3 separate regions of the Homo sapiens genome follow, and all the other regions are linked to region 1. The links are chromatin contacts, found by Hi-C or POLR2A ChIA-PET in ENCODE. All regions are on one chromosome and are shown on one strand. Each heading gives the region's core, a stretch centred on a gene start or an enhancer-like site at or near the end of the contact. The rest is flanking DNA. Distances are from core to core; before and after follow the strand shown. Region 1 holds the start of MRPS22 (mitochondrial ribosomal protein S22). Region 2 holds the start of PCCB (propionyl-CoA carboxylase subunit beta). Region 3 holds the start of DIPK2A (divergent protein kinase domain 2A).

Region 1 (3,773 bases), core at 308-2,807:
AGATTTCTCATGCGGAATTGTGAAAGAATACATTTTTGTTATTTTAAACCATAATATTTGTGGTAGTTTGTTATAGCAGCCACAGGAAACTAATGCTAATACAGCAGCCAATGGATTCATTCATCCTGCACTAAGTGTCCAATCAGCTGTGTCCAGGAGGATGTTTACAGGAAAAACATAGCCACTGAGGCCTGCTCCCTCAGCTATGGGAAGAAAGTAGAGGGTTCATTTTCAGAGAAAAGGCATGGGCTGGGAGACACCTGCATTCATCCTGCCACTAGTCTCTGACACCTGCTATCATGTAGGTGTAAGCATTGGGAAGTGCAGGGCAGCAGACTTGCCTAAATAGGCACCAAGCCTAGTGCTCTCCCTTCCCCTCCCAAATAGGGAATGAGTTCATAAACAGCACTGTTAATATTAATGCTAAGTTGGGGGAAAATAGCTGAGGCTGGAAGGTGAGTCTATTCATCCAGCTAAGTCAAACAAGAGTTTACTAACACCCTGTTTTCCCAGGCCTTGGGATAAGTGCTTAGCACAGGCACCAATCTATAGTCTAGAGAAGGATAAGACCTGCACATCCTGGATAGCTGGAAAAAATGTAAAGAATCATTTAATCATTCATTCATTTATTCAACAAAAGTTTGCTGTGCACGTAGATGTACTAGGCTAGGTGATATTGCAATAAAATATGTAGAGTCACTGTGTTCATGGGGTGAGAAAAAGAAATAAGCAGATAAAGAGCAAAATAACAGATTATAAAATGGGCTATAAAGGAAAGGAATAAGTGTTGAGACAGAGAATCAGGTGTATGAATTGGCAGTGGCAGTGGTGGTGGTGGTAATCAGGGCTTGGAGTCAGGAGTTAGATTTAGGGTGCATGTGAGCAGTGTGGATGGAGAAATTTAAGAAGTAGTTGGATTTAAACCTGAGGATGGGGGAGAAGGTTTGGGCAGGAAGTGGAATACATAAATTATGTATTTATTTGAGACAAGAGTCTCACTCTGTCACCCAGGCTAGAGTGTTTGTTTGTTTGTTTATTTGAGATGGAGTCTTGCTTTGTTGCTCAGGCTGGAGTGCAATGGCACGATCTTGGCTCAATGCAACCTTTGCCTCCTCGGTTCAAGCGATTCTCCTGGTACAGGCGCCCGCCACCATGCTTGGCTAATTTTTATATTTTTAGTAGAGACGGGGGTTTCACCATGTTGGCCAGGCTAATCTCGAACTCCTGACCTCAGGTGATCCGCCCGCCTTGGCCTCCCAGACTGCTGGGATTACAGGCGTGAGCCACGGCGCCTGGCCGGAAATTTGTTATTTAGAACGATGGAAACGGGTAGGAAAAAGAGCATATAGGGAAAAAGGTGTAAGTTTTAACTTTATGCATAGGGAAGGACATAAACACCGTCTACTTGTGAATAAGTAGTTTAGAAGAAACAATCTATAAGGGCCCGGAAGACTTCCGGCCCTTTCCGCCTTTAACTAGACTACATTTCCCAGAGTGCTGCAAGAACTGGGTGTGACTCGGAATCCCTCCCAACCACTTCCGGCGCAAGTGGCTTCTGATAATCATGGCGCCCCTCGGAACAACTGTATTGCTGTGGAGCCTCTTGAGGAGTTCTCCGGGCGTGGAACGGGTCTGTTTCCGGGCTCGAATCCAGCCCTGGCACGGTGGCCTGCTCCAACCGCTACCTTGCTCTTTCGAGATGGGGCTGCCACGCCGCCGGTTCAGCTCCGAGGCCGGTAAGTGACCTTCCGGACTTTCGCTGGGGCGTTCTTCTGGGAGACGTAGATCCTGTTTCTGGCAGGCGAAAACCACGCGATAGCCCCCGCGACACGTATCCTAGCGCTTCCTCAGATTCAGCTGTCTTCCTTCTGTACCTGTAGAGTTTGTCATCACCTGCATATCTGTTCATTCGTTCACTCACTCAACTACAGTGCCTGAGTTCCGCTCCGTGCAGAGCACTGTGCTAAGCTCTGTGGGATATGGCAAACTAAGACTGACACAGACATTTCCCTGTGGGAACTCATGTCCATGGGGAATTGGCAGTGCAGTGTGACCCGGGTTGTTATAGGGGACGCACACAGGAGAGGCACTCAAACTAGGTTGGAAGGTCAGGGAAGGGTTCCTGGCAAATATGACCAAAGCTGAGATCTGGTTAGCCATGCTAAGGAGAAAGCAAGAAGCTTCTCAAGCATAGGGGACAGTAGCAGATGTCCAGAAATGAGACTGAGCACAGATATTTGGGAACCCATTTTGGAGGTAGGATTGATAAGGCTTGATTAAGGCTTTGGATATGAGTTTAAAGGGACAAATTAAGATTGTTTCTTAAGTTTTTGATTGGAATAGAGGGTTGTCCCATTTACACCAAGATGAAGAAGATTAATTAATTGTTGGAACCGTTATTTTGGGGGCGGGGGTAGTGCAGGAGTAGATGAGATCAGGAGATGGGAAAGGAGGCGGAATTAAACCTATTTGGGACACATTAAATTTGAGGTGACTTTAAGAGTCAACTGTTTAGTATGGAGTTAAATATAAAGTGAGGAACATCGGAGTAAAAATGGTAACTAAAGGTGAGTGAATGGGTGAGACTGAGGAGAGAGTAGTGCTGAGCACTTGCTGTGTGCTGGATACCCTGAGGAACCCTGGGTGCCAGAGATGAGTATAAGACAAGGTCTGGTCTTCATAGAGCACATCACTTAGTGAGAGACATAGTGTAGGTAAGCAGACCACCTTAACTTTTTTTCTAAATGAGGTTGGAAGCCATTCGTGAATTTTAAGCTTGGGAGTAATCTTGATTACATTTTAAAGAGATTACTCTGGTTGCTCTGTGGAGAATGATCTGTAGTGGGGCCAGAATGGAGAAAGGGAGGCTGATGCAAGAGATGAGGATAGCCTTGACTAGAGTAGTGGCAGTGGGAAATGGAGGATTAAAATGAGATTTATGAAGGCAAACAATCAGTATGTTCTCTGCCAGTGGTGTTTTTTTTTTTGTTTTTTTTTTTTTTTTGTAAAATTGGGATAATCTTCGTGTTTACCTCATGGGTTGTTGTGAGTATTAAATGGGCTGAATGTGTAAAGTACTTAGCTCAGTCAGTATTGGCATGTAGTAAATAGCTAATAAATGGTAGCTCTTATAATTACTGTTATTATTACTACAGCTATTTGATTACTGTTGTTGTTATTACTACTGCTATTGGCTAGATCTGGAGGATCAGGGAGAATTTAGGAATGGCTGTAAGATTTCTGGCCTGTATGGCCTACTGGATGATGCTGAGATAGGGAACAGAAAATGCAGGTTTGAGACAAGGGAAAGTTGATGGGTTCTGACTTGGCAGTATTCAAGTACATGAGAGAGGTTGAGTAATTGGATGGAAGGTGATCTTGGCAGGAGATTCAGATTTTAGAGTTTCTGGCATATAAAGGTAATTGAAGTCGTGGCAGGATAGGAGAAATCATCGAGTAAGAATCTGAGAAGGGAGAAAAGGACATCGTTCAGAATCTGTAGGGATACCAACATTTATAGGAGAAGAAGAGGTGACTAGGAACAAATGGCTTTTTCTTTCTTTTTTGCTAATGGAAATGGAAGTAGAAGTTAGGCAAAGCAATAAGCAAACTGCATGAGGCTGAGCTAAGATTTGATTCTCTGCTTATGTCAAAGGCTCTTCCATGATAACACACGGCCTCTTCAGTATCATGTCCAGTGAACCAAGCCTCTTTCCTAGCTGCAATCTCTTAGCCTAGACTTTCCCTCCCTTTTTTCTCTGCCGTGATGAGGC
Region 2 (3,882 bases), core at 356-2,855, 3.1 Mb before region 1:
TAAGGTCATAGGTCAGAATTTGTACTTTATGAAGGCCCTGGCTATGAGCTGGATCTGGGAAGGGCTCATGATCAACTTTAGCAGTTTTCTGTGGCTAAAAATGAGAAATATAAACCATGTTCTTTGTCTTGAAGACCTGCCTGTTAGTGGGAGAAACAGATGGTCAAGCTCTCAACAGTACAATTCCAAATTCCTAGAGCAGTGGTTCTTAAACTTTAGCAAGCAGATCAGAATCACCTAAAGGTCATCTGCTAAAACAGATGGCTGGCCCCAGCCCCAGAGTTTCTGATTTAAAGGTCTGGAGTAAGTTCTGAGAATTCGAGCTTGCATTTCCAACTCACTCCCAGGTGATACTGAAGTTGCTGGATTGACAAGATTCCCTCCTTGATCAAACATTGGTCAGGCTCTTCTGAGCTCTCTCTTTGACTAGGCCTGAGTGTGGGCTCCCATGTCATTCCTTGTGGAATTCCATTTTAGCAAGAAACTTGCCAAGTCAGTTTAGCCAGAATCCTCCATTCTTGATATCTGATTACTCTCCATATCTGGTTTTGACCCATACCGCCACCATCCCCCAGGTGATGTTCAGTTACCCTGACCTGCCTTGGGCAGGAATCCTGTTAGGTCAATTTAGCCAGATTCCCCGCCAATGTTTCCTCTTAGTAATTTTCCATCCACTGACTTCCACACACTGCCCCTTAGCTATAAATTACCACTTTGCTATATTCAGCCCAATCGCTCTGACTTATGGCAAAACTCTATCCCTACCTCTGTCAGATTGGGCCTGAATAAAGTTTGCCTTACCATTCTTAAACATGAATAATTAAGTGTCATGAATAGTTTTTTCTTTAATGGGATCCATACTTTGAGAACTACTGATTAGAGGTTAAGGGTCCTGTGCTCATTATCTGGCACATATTAATGATAGGTCTCTGAGTTTGAATCCTGGCCAACCACATTGTCAGTCTTGGCTTTTTTTTTTTTTTTTTTTTGAGACAGGGTTTTGCCCAGGCTGGAGTGCAGTGATGCAATCACGGCTCACTGCAGCCTCGACTTCCTGGGCCAAGCCATCCTGCCGCCTTAGCCTCCCGAGTAGCTGGGGTCACAGGTGCAAGCCGCCATGCCCAGCTAATTTTTAATTTTTTTGTAGAGGTGGGGTCTTACTATATTGCTCAGGCTGGTCTTGGGCTCCTGGGCTCACCTACCTCGGCCTCAGTCTTGCCTCTTGATCAAATCACTCATCTCTCTGTGCTTGATTTACCTCATCTGTGAAATCCAGATAGTAAGCTAGTGCATGGTAAGTGCAAAAAGCAACACCTGGCACAATGCTTAATAAATGTTGGTTAAATCTTATAATCATTTTCTGTAGGAAGTGGGACGACAAAGTTAAGGGTCTAGGTGGTCAGAGAAGAGCAAGGACTATGTCCCTTTTTTGTGCAGCCAGGCAGGCCCTGTACTTTTTCTCTGCGCGACCCTCCTCGGGCAGCACCGGGTCTCGAACTCTCACGCCTTACTCCCAAGCAGGTTCTGTAGTCCAGCCCCCGCGGCTCCCTACAGCCAGCCGATGCTGCGCAAGCGCCGTACCCACGCTTTAGCACATGCGTACTCAGGTGCGCCGGTAGGGGACGCGCCGGCACAGCAAAAATGGCGGCGGCATTACGGGTGGCGGCGGTCGGGGCAAGGCTCAGCGTTCTGGCGAGCGGTCTCCGCGCCGCGGTCCGCAGCCTTTGCAGCCAGGCCACCTCTGTTAACGAACGCATCGAAAACAAGCGCCGGACCGCGCTGCTGGGAGGGGGCCAACGCCGTATTGACGCGCAGCACAAGCGAGTGAGTCCTGAGGGGCCTAAGTGAGTCCCGCCCCTGGCGTCCGCGACCTATCACTGCGTGCCCGGCTTGCGGCGTCCGAGGCCTCCCTGCCAATCCGCACGGTGCCTGGAGGGGCCGGAGCAAGGGTGTTCACCTTGAAAACCTGTAGCGTTTCTCGTGGAGGCGGGTATAACCAGCAGAAGCACCTGTGTGCTTTTTCATACTGTTTAACCCTTGGGATTTAGACGGATCTGGCTCGTCTCTAGCCAGCTCAACACTTAACATAAGCTTTTGGGCAACTTATTAAATCTCTGTGGGTCATTTTAATAATAATTCTTCCTTCACAAGTGTATCGTTAGACCATAGATAGCAAAATGATAGGCGCTCAGTAAAAACCATGTGCTTATTCTCGTGCCCCATGAAAGAGTGATGGTAGGTTCTTTCTCCTTTGTGGAAGCAGGAAAACTGAACTTGGGCATACTCCACTAACATGAAATGGGGGATGTGCGCGTGCAGGAACTTGTGGAACTTCTGCCCGCAGAATGCCTGGTCGAGCTCTTTAGGGCCTTAGCATGCCTCGCCTTGATGGGTAGCAAAGGCACGTGTCGGAAGCAGGTGGCCTTTCTGGGAGTGCGCAGGCTACTCTCGATGTTTGGCTGGACTGAGCAGTTGAAACACTGCCACCCACCGCCTGGGTTTTGAGGCGAGAATCCAGCTGGCCTTCAGAGATAAGCTGGGCGGCCCATTTTGGAGAGGTGATCCCTGACTTGAAACCAGGCTTGCCCAGTGTGTCCGTGACTGGTGGGTGAGTCTGGACCGTTGTGCTGAACGAATTAACCAACGGGAAGGTGCAGAAGTGAAACTCTTACAGATGAAGAGTATTCAGGCACAACTCACAACCATGAGGGAGGCACTGGGGGAGGGATGGGGTCTTAAAGTGAGGAGATTTGAACAGCTCTATATTTGTCTAATATTGATTCAGATGTCATAAATTCGCATTTGACAAGGGTCCAAAGGTAACAGTTCCTTTTGACACTTGAGAGTGAAATGTAAATTTAGTGATGGTTTGTGGTGCTAGGAGTGCTTTCTCTCCCCTGGGGCTACTTCTAACCTACTCTGTTAGGGCTGAGGGAGATGTTAGATCATCCTCTGGAAAGGCCTGTCAGTGCTCCTGTACACTCTTTCTGTTGGGGCCTATTGCTCAATTCTTCCCTGGAACATCGCCTAGCCCTTTCCCAGGTAGATCCTACTAGGTTTAGATGAAGCCTCCAGAAGCTGTTTTTCTTTTGCCAAAGTTAACTTAGGAGGCTGATTTAATATGAACCCCCTCCTGCACCCCTTTTTATTTTTATGTTTTGATACGGAGTTTTGCTCTTGTTGCCCAGGCTGGAGTGCCATGGTGCGATCTTGGCTCATTGCAACCTCTGCCTCCCAGGTTCAAGCTATTCTCCTGCCTCAGCCTCCCAAGTAGCTGGGATTACAGGTGCCCACGACCATGCCTGGCAACTTTTTTTTTGTATTTTTAGCAGAGACAGGGTTTCACCATGTTGGCCAGGCCGGTCTTGTACGCCTGACCTCAAGTGATTCACCCACCTTGGCGTCCCAAAGTGTTGGGATTATGGGTGTGAGCCACTGCACCCGGCCCTGCACCCCTTTTAAAACAATTTTTGACCATTTCCGTAGATTTTCCCAGAAGAGGAATTAGTGGGTCAAAGGGTGTAAGTTTATTTATTTTTTTTGAGACAGAGTTCACTCTGTTGCCCAGGCTAGAGTGCAGCAGCTCACTGCAACTTCTGCTTCCCAGCTTCAAGCAATTCTCCTGCCTCAGCCTCCAGAGTACCTGGGGTTACAGGTATGTGTCACCACATCTGGCTAATTTTTGTATTTTTAGTAGAGATGGAGTTTCACCATGTTGGCCAGGCTGGTCTTGAACTCCTGACCTCAGGTGATCCACCCGCGTCTGCCTCCCAAAGTGCTGGGATGACAGAATTTTTTTTTTTTTTTCCTTGAGACAGGGTCTTACTCTGTCACCCAGGCTGGAGGGCAGTGGTGTAATCATGGCTCACTGCATCCTTGACC
Region 3 (3,811 bases), core at 680-3,179, 4.6 Mb after region 1:
TTTATTTCCATGTTTCAAATGATGCCTATACAATTCCAAGCATCTGGAGGCTGAGAATAGTTTAAGAACTCCAAAGACCTATTCGATACAAAGAAGCAGTACAGGTACCTCCTTAATCCTGTTACTAGTTACCTAAATAGTCTCACTATGCCCCGGTTCTCTCAGCTTAATCAGTTTAATGGCAACTTATGTAGTACTTTTATTGTTTTAAACCAATTCTAAATAGATTGTCTACTATTAATCGAACAAATTTATGAGGCATATAGAAAAGATGTCAGAAAGAAGAAATTTGTAGTTAAGTAATAACTTGCTTTGTTTACAATTCAGCAGCAGCAGCAGCCTCACAGCTGAACTACAGCACAGGTCTCCAGAACCATCACACCAAACTCCTTTTCCTAAGAAAATCTCACTTGAGCTTTTAACTCTATATTATATGGAGTTTGGGGATATTTGAAAGCAAGTTAAATAAAATTCCCACCAAAGGCGGCATAAGGCACTAGGCAGAAGTAGCCAAACTTAAGTACAGTAAGTCAATTTCTAGAAAGCTTTGAATATTATTTCAATTTGTCTGTCCGTATTCAATGCAAATCGTTACAAAATCACGTCTATTTTGAATTTATTAAATTTCTCAAAGTTTTTTTTTCAAAATCTGAGTTCTTATAAGAATTTGTAACAAATACCTGTTACAATTAAACAATACTGAAAGTATTGTTACTTTTGATAACCTGGTATAGATGTTTCTTATTAACCCGCTGTAGAGTTGATCTACACATGCCAGTTACCATGGTCTTCTAAAAGCACTGTTCAAGCCCTAAAATTAACTCAGTTAAGACTCAGTTGTTTAATAACGTATCAGGAACCACCTGTCCCTCAGACTAAAAATCACTTCTCATTTTAACTACTCTAGCACTAAAAGTGAATAGCATAATAATGTATCTACTAGCGCTACTGCTAAACAGTCCGGGTCCCCTGAAACTTATCCCTAAACACAGTGCTTTCGTGCGGCATCTGCGCCTTACTTTTGCAGTCTGGGGTGACTGAGTCAACGTGACCGTGCGGAGCACCAAGCAGCCCCGGGTCCCCATGGCTACCGCCAGGGCAACGCTTCGCGGCCCGCTCCTCAGGGACCCTCAGGGGCGGCACCGGGAAATCAGCTTTGCGGAGAGGAACCGCAGGGCTCCGGGGACGGGCTAGGGCAGCCGGCGGGCAGCAGAGGCAAGCCTGGCAAACTCTTCCCGGCTTCTTCGCGGCGCTTGGGGCAGACGTCCTGGCGACACCAGGCCGCGTCGGTTCCCCTTCATCCTATTTTCCCTTTAACACGGTGGCTTGAGAACTTTATTTTGTGCTCACTCAAGAAAATTTTAAATGATTTTACAGATACAACCCCAAAGATGAAGCTCCAACAAACCCGCCACTACTCGAGCCTTTCTCACCGTCTTCCTCACAGGCCCCACCCCCTACCGCGAGGAGCACGAGCTGAGGGGAACACAAGCCCCCGTCGGGCACTCCCCGGCCTCGCCCCACCCCCCAGGCGCGCACCCAACCCATATAAGGCGAGGGGAGGCAATCGCGCCAGCTCTGCCTCCGCCTCGCGCGCCGTCCAGAGGGAAGGATTTGCAATAGACTTCCTCAGTTCATTTCTTCTTATTCCCTCCTCCCTTAAAGGGCCGTTTCCACAATAGTGAAAGGAACGCACCAGTAAACCACAATAATCATAAAAGATGACTGTAATTAAGACTCTTTCTGAAACCAGAAACCGCGAGTTCATGCCCCCACCTCAAGAGCCCGAGCTTCCCCCTCTCTGAACCGCCCCCACACCCGCTCCCGCGAGCTCCCGCTTACGCTTTCCGGGCGGCGCGCGACGCGCTCGCTCCGCCCCTCTGGCCCCGCCCCCGGCTCCCCTTCTTGGTCTCAGGAGAGCCAGCGCGCACAAGCAAGGGTGTGCGGCTCTGAGACGTGCGTTGCTGCTTGTGGGTGTGAGACATCCTAGCTCCTCTTCCCCTTCCGTGAGTCCCTCCTTTCCTCGCAGACCCCACTTGTCGTGGCTGGCTGCCGCCGCAGCTCTTGTGCGAAGCCAGCAGTGCGCGTGCGCGCGGGCACGGGCGCGCGACCGTCGGGTCCCCGCGCTCCCTCCCCCTCCCGCTCCTCTATAACTTGGCTGGCGTGGAGGAGGCGCCGCCGGAGTCGGAGGGCGGGGAGCTAGGAGGAGGGAGCTCGAGAGTTGTGGAGACTAGTGACTGGGAGAAGTCGCAGCCCGCTCAGGCCCGCGCCTTCCCGCTCCCCGTCTTCCTCTCTCACACACCTACTCCGCCCTCCGCCCCAGCCCGCGCGCTAGCTCCTTCTCTCGCCCGGGGTTCCTGCCGGTAGCTCTCCGGGTCTTGGCGCGGCGGGGGCGCCCCGGGGGTGCCCTCGCCCTCCCGTTGCGGGCGGGCGGGCGGTATGTGGCGCCTGGTGCCCCCGAAGCTGGGCCGCCTGTCCCGCTCGCTGAAGCTGGCGGCGCTGGGCAGCCTGTTGGTGCTGATGGTGCTGCACTCGCCGTCGCTGCTCGCCTCTTGGCAGCGCAACGAACTGACCGACCGGCGCTTCCTGCAGCTCAATAAGTGCCCGGCGTGCTTCGGCACGAGCTGGTGCCGCCGCTTCCTCAACGGGCAGGTGGTATTCGAGGCGTGGGGCCGCTTGCGCCTGCTGGACTTCCTCAACGTGAAGAACGTGTACTTCGCGCAGTACGGCGAGCCCCGCGAGGGCGGCCGCCGCCGAGTGGTGCTCAAGCGCCTCGGCTCGCAGCGCGAGCTGGCGCAGCTCGACCAGAGCATCTGCAAGCGGGCCACCGGCCGGCCCCGCTGCGACCTGCTGCAGGCCATGCCCCGGACCGAGTTCGCGCGCCTCAACGGCGACGTGCGTCTGCTCACGCCCGAGGCGGTGGAGGGCTGGTCGGACCTGGTGCACTGCCCCTCGCAGCGCCTTCTCGACCGCCTGGTGCGCCGCTACGCGGAGACCAAGGACTCGGGCAGCTTCCTGCTTCGCAACCTCAAGGACTCGGAGCGCATGCAGCTGCTGCTGACCCTGGCCTTCAACCCCGAGCCGCTGGTGCTACAGGTAGGCGCGGAGCCAGGGCAGGGGGCGTCCTGGGAGGGGCCGCGCGTGGGAATCAGAGTCGGGAGAAGTGGCTCAGCCAGCGCTTGCCGCCAGTTCGGACTCGGCCGGGCTGGGCCAGGCTGCAGGCGTGGGAAGGGGCGTCTCCGGGGGAGCCCCGGGGCTGTGCAGGGAGGCCGAGGGCGACCCCGCTGATGGAGAGTCTGCTCTTGTTACCTAGATTCGGGCGCATTTCGGATTTGACTGTGGATCTTTCAACGCCAGAGGGAGTGCGTCTCTTAACACTCCCCAAAATGTCTCTACTGCGAGTTTCCTTCCGCTCTCTACCCTGCCTTTCTGCTTTTATCTGCCGGGGCTTGCAGGTCCGCGGCGCAGACTGTTCACGAGCCCTTGGACCTTTCCTAGTTCTTCTGAAGTGTTCTACACCGCGTTCGCTCTTCCTTTTCTGGCGCTGGTGGCTGGCCTAACTTCGGTCTCAGAGTCTTTGTTTTCGCTCATTTACCTGGCAGTCATTTGGACACCTAATTCGAGGACAAGTTGGGGAGGATGAAGTCGGAGAACGGGACAGTGGTCGGGGTGGGTTTAATCTGTGAGCCGAGCTTTGGGTGGGATTAGAATCAGAAACAGGAAAAGTAAGGCAGCGTTGGACTTGGGGCTGGGAGGGCTTAAGGCCAGACAGACGTTTTCATCCTGATCCTGTGACCTGCCCTATTCATCT

The links. Hi-C counts contacts between places; a loop is a spot of excess contacts on that map. ChIA-PET counts read pairs that join two places held with the same protein, here RNA polymerase II (POLR2A). Pooled maps may share reads with other maps.
Region 2: a loop to region 1 is called in a pooled map, with 10 times the contacts of the local background. The contact joins the promoter of PCCB here to the promoter of MRPS22 in region 1. A Hi-C loop is called at or near these places in 5 of 50 pooled maps.
Region 3: a map of naive thymus-derived CD4-positive, alpha-beta T cell shows a loop between it and region 1 (24-fold over the local background). The contact joins the promoter of DIPK2A here to the promoter of MRPS22 in region 1. A Hi-C loop is called at or near these places in 1 of 168 maps with a recorded cell type or tissue (naive thymus-derived CD4-positive, alpha-beta T cell) and 6 of 50 pooled maps. POLR2A ChIA-PET finds 5 or more read pairs at or near these places in 1 of 52 experiments (OCI-LY7).

The regions. Positions count from the first base shown.
Region 1 is chr3:139,342,463-139,346,235 of GRCh38, forward strand. MRPS22 (mitochondrial ribosomal protein S22) reads left to right here and starts at 1,558. Exons shown (of 8, transcript NM_020191.4): 1 at 1,558-1,736. The coding sequence starts at 1,565. RefSeq lists enhancers at 1,616-1,705, 1,665-1,959, 1,936-2,035, 2,046-2,165.
Region 2 is chr3:136,248,735-136,252,616 of GRCh38, forward strand. It overlaps PCCB (propionyl-CoA carboxylase subunit beta), which reads left to right and starts at 1,606. Exons shown (of 15, transcript NM_000532.5): 1 at 1,606-1,824. The coding sequence starts at 1,642. RefSeq lists enhancers at 1,245-2,111, 1,341-1,400, 2,031-2,080.
Region 3 is chr3:143,969,894-143,973,704 of GRCh38, forward strand. It overlaps DIPK2A (divergent protein kinase domain 2A), which reads left to right and starts at 1,930. Exons shown (of 3, transcript NM_173552.5): 1 at 1,930-3,096. The coding sequence starts at 2,440. RefSeq lists enhancers at 1,236-1,816, 1,296-1,405, 1,676-1,765, 1,817-2,397, 3,406-3,665 and silencers at 1,496-1,545, 1,876-2,525, 3,016-3,255.